Linked DNA regions of Homo sapiens: region 2 is linked to region 1. Evidence: chromatin loops called from intact Hi-C (ENCODE). Cell type or tissue: dorsolateral prefrontal cortex. All regions are shown on one strand. Region 1 has its middle 46 kb from the start of LINC00844. Region 2 has its middle 100 kb from the start of FAM13C.

Region 1 (5,000 bases):
TTCCCTCTACTAAGTGGAAACACTCTGGGAGCTAATTCATAGTGTCATTTGCTAAGCAGCCATGTTATTGAAGAGCCCAGATATTCAGAGAAAAATGATTGCTTAATTGATAGGGAACCATGATGAGTGAGGGTTTGGTAGACAAAGTAAGGGGTGGCACAGGCCTCTTCAGCCAGCTCCATGTTTCTTTTGGTTCATAGTGTTGCCAATTCTTGCACTAAAAAGTGGCAATCCCAGTGTGTGACACACAGCTAGCTAGCTCTGATTACTGTTAAGGAGAATAAATCAAATGGTACACTGACGTGAGAGACGCTGTTGTGTCACTGACAGGCTACTTGCCACCATATTAAGTGTTGGCTAGTGAAGGATGGATAATTAATCCCCAAAATGCAGTGAATATTCTTTTGATCTAAACTAATCAAAGCTAATATTGATGATCATTTTCTGCTCATCCACTTTTTTGGGGCTCAGAACACAGTACTCCGAAGTATGGCACCTTGGCACACTGTACTCCAGTCCTTTGAACTAAATGAAGGACATTGGAAGGGTCTCAGAAGCAAGTTCTCTCTGATCTCCTCCTGCCGTCCTTTCTCCTATCCCTTTTGCTCCCCAAAAGAAAGATGTAGAAACCAGAATTCCTCTTCCCTAAGGCGAGTTATAGGAACTGGAATCCTTCTCTCCCCAAAGCAAGCCATAAAACCTAGAAAAGTTATTCTTTCCCTTCTCCCTTTGTTACTGGTGTCAAATCCATATCCATACAGGTCTACAGCAATCTCAATTCTTGCCTCCTCAGAAGAAAGAATTCAAGCAAGGGGCATAAGGCAGGAGAAGAGACCGAGGCAAGTTTTAGAGCAGGAGTGAACGTTAATTAAAAAGCTTTAGATCAGAAATAAAAGGAAATAAACTATACTTAGAAGAGGGCCAAGCAGGTGACTTGAGAGATCAAGTGTGCAGTTTGACCTTTTGACTTGGGGTTTTATGCATTGGCATACTTCTGGTGTCTTGCATTACTTCTCCCCTGATTCTTCCTTTGGAGCAGGCTGCCAAGGTGTGCAGTAGCCTGCTAGCACCTGGGAGGGGAACATGCGCAGTGTGTTTACTGGAGTTGTACGCATGTTCACTTGAGGTATTCTTCCCTTACCAGTCTAGCATTCCTAGAGGAAAGTCATATACCAGTTAAACTCTGCCATTTTACCTCTTAATGTGCATGTTTGAGCCCACTCACCAAACTCCTGAAATCTTATTGAGAAGCTGCCGCTCACCAGTTTCAGATTTTTTCTATCTGTTGGGAAACTGCCCTTACCTGGTGCCGGTTCTGACAAATTATTTTATAGAGAGAGCTAACAGTTGCCTCACCATCACCTGATGGTCACCTGACATTCCATTCCTCATGTGTGTATGTGGGGAAGGCTGAACCCTCTCCTGCCCTGCTTATGCCTGACTAGCTACCTACTGAAACATCTTAAAGACCCTCATTCCAGAGGGTCCTGCCCCATACCTGGGAAGAAGGAATGCTGCACAGAGAGGCCAAGAAGAATCTGAACAGACAGGCCTTGCTGGGTTCTCCACCTGAGTCTATTACCATTAGATCATACCCTTTTGTTTAATCACATTTCTACATGGCTGTCTATTCTTCAATAAACCTAAGCATAGAAACAGTTTTCTCTGGGTCTTTGAGTCTTCATTTCTGAAGCCTCCTATAATGTAAAACTTTGATTAAATACATTTATTATTATTTTCTCTTGTTAATCTGACTTTTGTTATAGGAGTGTCAGCCGTGACCTTTATGATGGGTGAGGAAAGGCATCACACCTTTTTTCTCCTACAACTTCCCAGTCAAAATGAGCCTATTCTCTCTTTTACTGTCATACCAGGCTTCTTTTTTTTTTTTTTTTAACTCTGTCACCAGGCTGGAGTGCAATGGCGAGATCTTGGTTCACTGCAACCTCTGTCTCCTGAGCTCAAGGGATTCTCCTGCCTCAGCCTCCTGAGTAGCTGGGACTACAGGTGTGCACCACCATGCCCAGCTAATTTTTGTATTTTTAGTAGAGATGGGGTTTCACCATGTTGGCCAGCATAACAGGCTTCTTTACTCACCAAGATGCCTGCTAACAAATCTGATAAAAATCACCCTTATCAACAACATCATGGAGAAATCAAGAATTCTATGAAATCAGCGTTCTCCTTTGCATGGTCGATAGCCCCCATGAGATCTGGTTTCCTCATCTCATACTACTCCCTGCCTGGTTCAATGCCATAGTCATTCCAGCTTCTTTTAGCTCCTGCACTGATCTTTTCCCTCTCTCTCCCTATGCAGCTTCACACCTACTGTTTCTTCTGCCTGAACTTCTCTCCTCAACTAATTTCCTGTCTGCTAAGCCAGCCCTCACTCATTCTCATACATCCAGTACTTCACAGGGAAGTTATCCCTGTCACTCCTCCTCTAGCATCCATGTTACATTGTCTAGTATGTACTTCTCAGTAGACTTGCACCACAGTGACAACTACTTGTTCAGTGGCTGTCTCATTCCTCTGGGGGATGAGATTCCTGAGTGCAGGGACTGTCTCTTTTGTTTATCTCTGTATCCCCAGCACTGAGCCCAAGACCTGGAACACACTGAACATCAGACAAATCGTTGTTGAATGAATTAATCAGAGTTAGTGAGAGAGGAAATGCATGGTTTGCCCCAATGGAGATATATTGCCTTTCCAAGCACAGTTTAAAAGATGGTCATTGGGCAAGTATGGAGTCCTCATTAAGGTTAATAGAAACAGAGAACTTTGCCTAGGATTACATGAGCCTGCTGGTTAAGAACAACACTTTTTTTTTTCATTCTTTTGGTTTTTTTAATGATCATTAAATTGTACCTACCTTCACAATGTGACCAGTATCATACTGTGGTATCAATTTCAGACTATAATGCGAGTCTGCCATCTACTGGTGCTACGGGGTAGTACTATGAAACCTCTGACAAGCATTTTCATTTTCTCTGGAATCTTCTGGGTTCCAGAAGCTAGGAGGGGCATAGATTCCAACATGCCCAACCATTTCATTTTACCCAAAGGGAAACCATTTCCCACAGAGTATAAATGACCACCCTGGGCCATACAGCTAATCGGTGGAAGGTCTGAACTCTAACCTAGGCCTCCTGACAAAATCAGCCTCTTGGTTCTTATTCTTCATCGTAATTCTGGATACTAACTGAAGTACATCTGGTCAACAGTGTTGACCTTGACTTTTTCCAAAAGGAAATGGAACAATTGAGACTTGTTCAAGTTTACACGCCAGGAATCTCTTACCCCCTTGTATAAAGCTCATCACATCCCAGAAAGCATATCTGCTTTCTGTCCAAGGATTTCCTGGATCTGAAAACAGCTGTACAGGATTGTGTGGGAAAGACTAGATTTACAAAACTTGGAATTTCGCACCAGAAACTTAGGCAAAGATGTGGTGCAAGACGTGCACTGCCTGCCATTAAATTGTATGCCATCAGCAAGATCCTGAGGGATTCGAAACACACCAGATGTTTGTGTTCCGAAAAGCCATGATCTTTAATGGAAAAACTGACAAACCATAATGGAAAGAGCTAGGAACTGCCATCCTAATAAGAATTGACAGGATCAGTGTAGAGCCTTCCAGAAAGGCCTCCTCTGTTAATCTGGCAGAATTGGCTACAGAAGCACTAGGTTTTCCAATAGGTACATTTTTAAAAAAATTTTTTTTAGCTACCCCAAGGGACTAGATTTAACCATAGTCATCTTTTTATTGTGTGGTTTGCATGGAAACACGCCTGTTAACATTCCTGAGATCAACGCAGAGTCAAAACAAACCAAACATCCCAGTACCTGCCAGAAGAGTTTCATCTTTCCCTAACAATTCTTGGAACAGAGCACTTTAGGGACTGAACTTCTAAAACAAAGGAAAGAAAGAAGATGTGGCTGCCGGGAAGTTCTCACTGGGTACTTCAAAAAAATTTCCCTGGAACTCTTTGGCTCGGAGTGTATCTTTAAAATTTTTCTTTACTCAAAACAGTACCGCCAGCTAATGAACAGGTCCAGGCTGGTCATTTGCTTCCATAATTTGGAAAAGTAACACCTTTACTTCATATCTCTGGGACCATTGTTGTCCAGCGATCTGACAAAGGAAAATACTGTCGGGTCCCAGGGGGTTTCCGATCAATCGGGGTACTATTTTAGTACCTTCAGGGTTGTAATAAAAACATGTTTCCTCTTGAACAAAAATAAGAACTAGCTAATAGAAATATTAATATTTATTCAATTAAACCCTTCTCATGATCATCTCCCTTCAAGTCTCAACCTCTAGGAGACTGATGCTCACCATTGCCCACAGACATGATCTGGAATGTCATTGGTTTACACCTGAATCCCTGTGTACCCTTTCCATCTCAACACAGTCCCCATGGACAATGGCACCATCTGGACGTCAAAATTACAGAGGACTGCATCAAGGTACCAGAGACCTTTGCTCCTCAGTGACAGAAAAAATGAGAATGTTCATGTTTACTCAGAATGTTAGTGTGTGGTTTAAATGAGGACTGGGAGGTCCAAATGAAACATCCAAGGCCAGACCAAGGTTCTTGTGATTTGGACATTACTACTGCCCTCTTTTCTCTCTTAGGGAAGAACTCAGAGTTCTTGGAAAATCTGGACTCTAATTTGTGCTCTATCTGTCCCCTGATGGCTCAGAGACACTGCTCAATGCAAGTGACAATTCTCTCATTGCAAAACCCATGAGAGATGTAACAGTCCCCTCCACCATCCCTTCTCAATTTCACATCAAGGAGATGCAGGTGACTGGAGCCCATGGTTTCCCCTCACTACGCCCCTCATCACTCCACATCTGCCAATATATTTCCTTTTATTTCCACCTACTTCTACTATTAGCTGCTGCACTTACTCTGAATTCATTTTCATCTCTTCCCTGACTCATCCTGTTATTTCTTAGTCATCAGTCAAGATCAAACAGTCCAAAATAGCCT
Region 2 (5,000 bases), 510 kb before region 1:
AAGGTTTAATTTTACCTTCACTTATTCCTTCTTTGATGCTTTACTTTTTAAAATGTAGATTTGAGTTTCTGACCTATATCACTTTGCTTTTCTCTGAAGACCTTTTTTTCTTAAAAAAAAGTTATGATTTTCAGGGCAGGTATGTTGGAGATAAATTCTTTCAGTTTTTGTTTGTTTGAGAAAGTATTTCTCCTTATCTTTTCAAGGCTAATTTTGCTGGATATAAAATTCTAGGGCTTTTTTTTTTTCTAACACTAAATATTTCACTCTGCTCACTTCTTGCTTGCATGATTTCTAAAGAAAAGTCTCCTATAAATCTTTATCTTTTTATTCTCTAGGTAAGGCTTTTATTCTCCTCTGGCTTCTCTCAAGTTTTCCCATTTGTCTTTGGTTTTCTGTAGTTTGAGTATGATATTTCTAGGTATAGAGTTTTAAATTTTTATTTTGTTGGTGTTCTCTGAATTTCTGGATCTGCATTTGGCATCTTTCATTAACTTTAGAAATAATATTACTTTAAATATTTTTTTTACTCTGTTGTCTCTTCTTTTTTTGGTATTCCAATTATGCTACATTACATCCTATGAAATTGCCTTACAGTTTTTGCATATTCTGGGGGTTTTTTTTTCCATTTCACTTCAAAAAGTTTACATTGACATATCTTCAAGTTCACTGAATTTTTTCCTCAGCTGTGTCCACTCTACTCATAAGTGCATCAAAGCCATTATTCATTTATCTTACAGTGTTTTTTATTTCTAGCATTTCCTTTTGATTCTTTCTTAGAGTTTCCATTTCTCTCTTTACATTACACATCTGTTCTTGCAGGTTGCCCACCTTTTCCATTAGAGCCCTTAATATAATAATCAAAGTTACTTTAGATTCCAGGTCTTATAATTCCAAAATCTGTATCATATCTGAATCTGGTTCTGATACTTGCTTTGTCACTTCAGAATTCATTTTTACATTCCTGGTAATTTTTGTTGAAAGCCAAACACGATATAACTTGTAGTAACAAGTGAGAGAAATAGACTTTTAGTGTGAGGTTTTATGCTGCTGTAGCTATGAGTTATGTTGCTTATAATGTCTGTTGTAGCTGTAGGTGCTATGAATTTCAAAATCCTTTAGTGTTCTTCTTTTTGTCCCCATTGCTGTCTTTGGGCTTTCCAAGAATTCCTTCTTAAAACAGTCTAAGTGGTAATCCATGTTTATACTGAGGCCCTATTGAAGTGATGCTAAGGAGTGAGTAAGGGGTCGTATTCAGTAATCTTAAGATTAGCTGAGTTTTTGTGGGCCTGTGTCTTGTGGGCTGTAAGTTTCACTACAACTTCTTTTTTTCCCCTCTTCTTGCTCCTCGAGTGAGATAGAAGGCTAAAGAGATCTGGAATTGGGTATTGCTCCTCTGCCTATATGAGATAAGGTTCTGCTGAAGTCTTTTTCACTTGAGCAGAGCAAATTGTTGTGAAGAACACACTGAAAACATTTCAAAATGATCATTTTCCCCCTTCCCTTGCTAAAGATATGAGGTGATTTTTTCTTGGCTCTTTATTGTGGGAACCTGGTGAGGTTCCTGGAGGTAAAATCTATCTATGAAAGTTGGGTAGGCCTCCCTAAGACTTGAGTCCCCAGGTTTTCTCATTCTCATGCTAGCCTACATTCAGCCTAGAGCAATTTATCCAAATAACTATTTAGGTAGTTCTACTAATGTATGACTCCAGTAACTTCTGCTCTGGGCTAGCTAATCTTGGCTGTGTTTCTTCATATTCTCATCTCTCCAGATTTCAGAGTGGCTGTTTATCCTGCGACTTCAATTTTCTGATGGTCCAAGAAAAGTTATTGATTTTCAGTTTGTTCAGCGTTTTTTTTTCTTGTTCTAAAGTTCGGAGCGACAATTTCTAAGCTCTTACTTGTCAGAACTGAACATGAAAGTCTCTTAACATTCATTTTTTTTGTGTTTGAAAACTTCTTCAAACAAGAGGCAATGACAAATGGTCCTCTAGAAATTTAAGCTACAGTTATTGTTAAAATTTTGTGAATTTGATAGATTGTTATCATCTTGGAAAGGATGGAAGGAATTTCAGCATTTTGAAGTGTAAAAGTAGAGACTGCTTCTGCTGTCTGATGGGCTAGCTAAAGATGTGTTTCCTTCTGATCTGAGGTGAAGCTAATTGGTGAGATATAATGTGTTTATCATAATTAAATTTTCAGTGTAGCAACATGAGTTATTTATCCCCCTCTGGACACTTGCAGAGATAGACCATTAAAAATCTTCTACCTTTTGCAAAATGTACAGGAAATAAAATAGCATTTCACCTGGTACTTTCCTGATCTGCAGGTATCAAACAAAGGGATGTGAAAATGGGAAATAGCAGCATATTTGAACTGTCAGGAGATACACTCAAGCTTAGTGGCTGGAAAATTACCACAAGTGTGCACATGCAGTCTTACAGAGGACATTAACAGGTGGTAGGGTCAAGGCAATTTATTTCAAAGTGTCTGCAGTCCTCAGAAAGAAATAAAATCACAACTTGATGTGATTAGTGAGTATCTAACTAGGCTGTGATACAATCATGAAATCCCAAACTGAGAAAGACCTATAGGGAACAAGGTGGTGGTTTTTGTTCTGTTAGATTTTATCAGAAGCAGCCAGAGGGCAGCACAGCAGTTTCATTTCAAATGGCAAAAAAGCTCTCCAAATGGACTCTTATGCCAAGGAAGTGAACCACAGATGGTGTTTCTTATTCAAGGTTCACAGACACCTCCCACAAACACCAGACAAAGATACAGTCAGGCATTCAAATGAGAATAAGAAGAAATATCTAGAATTCAGAGAAGCTGACTAAAAAAATGGCAGCAAAACCTTCATCTACCAATAATAGCAGGTAGGAAAAAGATGGGCAATGAGAAAATAGGCAGATTTATTAAATAGCACCCTTCAATCTTAAACAGAACTGGGAGAAAAGTTTTAAAAACAAAATAATTTATGGCATATATCTAATTTTTTAACTCACTCACCTAAATACCTTTTGGAATCTGTTTTAAAGCCAAGCCAGCATTAGCCCAATGGCTTGCACTGTCTGCCCATCTACTTTCAGAAATGACCCCTGAAAAATTAAAGTAGAGAATAATGACCCTGAGCCCATAAAAACAGATTTAATTTCATTCACCAGATTTGTACTCTTAAGGATGACTCATACATTTTAGAAAGTTTATTTTTGCAAAAGTTGATTTGCCTAATCCTTAGGTAATCAGAAAATCTGATTAAGAAGAGAATTCCATTATCATTTACTATTTTTGTTAGTGTATTCCTTTTATCTATTGTTCTTTGGCCTGGACCATTGTCAGTTATATTCAAAGACATTTGGGATGTAACATTTGGTCCATGAAGCAGAGTGGGTTAAATCGAGATTAATTTTTCTTAGTTTATAACAACATAACAAATTTAAACTAAGCTAACAATTCTATTGCATCATTTCTATAATCACAAGCTACTGTCCAGTAAGAGACTTGATCCATAAATTTATGGGCCATTTTTTTCTGAACCCTAAGTCAGAGTTCATGTTATGTGTGAGAATACTTTTGTGGATAATGATAGATTTGTCAAAATGTTAGATTTTCCTAGAAATTCAAGATGTATATTCACTGTATCCACCATTACTCTTCCATTGGCTTGGAAAAGTTTGGAGACCTCACTAAGAGACGGCCCAATCCATTCATTCACGCATTTAAGGTTCAGCCTTTCCAGCTGTCCAGGAAATCAAATAGAGCAGAAGGTCATCTGGTTGGAGTTGCTTCATTTCTGCATAACACATGTGCAAAGCACTTCCTAACTAGAAGATGAGCCTATCTTAAATGTCACTGTGATGGAGAAGCATGTTCTCCCTTTTTTGACAGATGATTCACTTAAGTCTGGGTCGCGGACTTTCCACCACCTGGCCTTGCCTCAAATGAAGTTTTTGACCAGTTCAAAACCTGTAATTAACAAAAGCAAAAGGTTTTGGTTGCTTCTGATTCATGTTAAGGTCAACCAGTGGAAATAATAGTTCCAGGCCAATTTATAAAGGCTGAGAATGTCAGTAGTTACTTGTTTTGGAAAAGTGAGCAGACAAAAATAACAAAGACAGAGGCAAGGGTTCAAGACTTGGTATTTTGGTTTGTTTGTTAGACATTTTTCCCCCTTGGGAAGTGCTGGTGTGTTTTGTACTTTTTCAAAATATCAATGTGGAGACAAGAGTGTGCTTAATTTGATGACATATGGAAAGCTACTTATCAGTCTTTCACCTCTTGCATTTTAATGTGGTTATTACTGTAATATTACCATTATCATGCTTGCCATCATTTTTACTCATTTAATTATTTCATTCAATAAATATTCCTAAAGTATCTATAAGTGAAAAGCACAGACAGCATGACTGCTCTCCTTTTCCTCTGCTCCTCCATGTCCCCCTTTCAAATATATCTTAATAACTACTAGTCATTTTTGGCATTTTTTATGATTTAGTAAACAACAAGTGTTAACCGGTAATCTATAAGGTCATAAGCAGTATAGACCTTTTCATGGCACGAGCCACTCCTGGACACAGTCCTGTATGTGTGTGTATATGAATGTATGTATTCATATCAGGTCAACTCTGATCTCAGCACCCTTGTAAACATCCTTTCCTGCTAATTATTTCTTCTTCCTTTCCTCCCTGAATATCTGCATCACAGGCCTGAAGGGCTTTATGTCTTTATGTGTCAAGTGGATATAAAGCAACTCAAGCCAGATGACCTTCTGCTTTATTTGAATGTCTGGACAGCTGGAAAGATTGAACCTTAAAGGAGTGAAGGAAAGAAAGGAAGGAAGGAAGGAAGGAAGGAAGGAAGGAAGGAAGGAAGGAAGGAAGGAAGGAAAGAAGGAAAGAAGGAAGGAAAGAAGGGATTGGGCAGTTTCTCAGTGAGGTCTCCAAACTTTTCTAAGCCAATAGAAAAGGGTAATGGTAGATATAGTGACTATACATCCTGAA

Evidence for each region. A loop is a pair of places that touch in the nucleus more often than their neighbours do. Peaks named below come from ENCODE experiments on the same cell type or tissue, not always from the same donor. Only the 100,000 strongest peaks of a DNase experiment are listed, where the experiment ranks them.
Region 2: it touches region 1 in a loop (3-fold over the local background); 8 of 110 quality-filtered maps call a loop at or near these places.

Annotation. Positions count from the first base shown.
Region 1 is chr10:58,950,792-58,955,791 of GRCh38, reverse strand. No RefSeq gene overlaps it. Among named protein-coding and RNA genes, the nearest start is that of LINC00844, 46 kb to the left of the region's middle. In dorsolateral prefrontal cortex, CTCF peaks have their summits at 2,749 and 2,954 (motif pointing left); a DNase peak (open chromatin) is centred at 2,951; H3K27ac peaks cover 3,430 bases.
Region 2 is chr10:59,462,896-59,467,895 of GRCh38, reverse strand. No RefSeq gene overlaps it. Among named protein-coding and RNA genes, the nearest start is that of FAM13C, 100 kb to the right of the region's middle. In dorsolateral prefrontal cortex, a CTCF peak has its summit at 2,635; no DNase peak of the experiment used is centred here.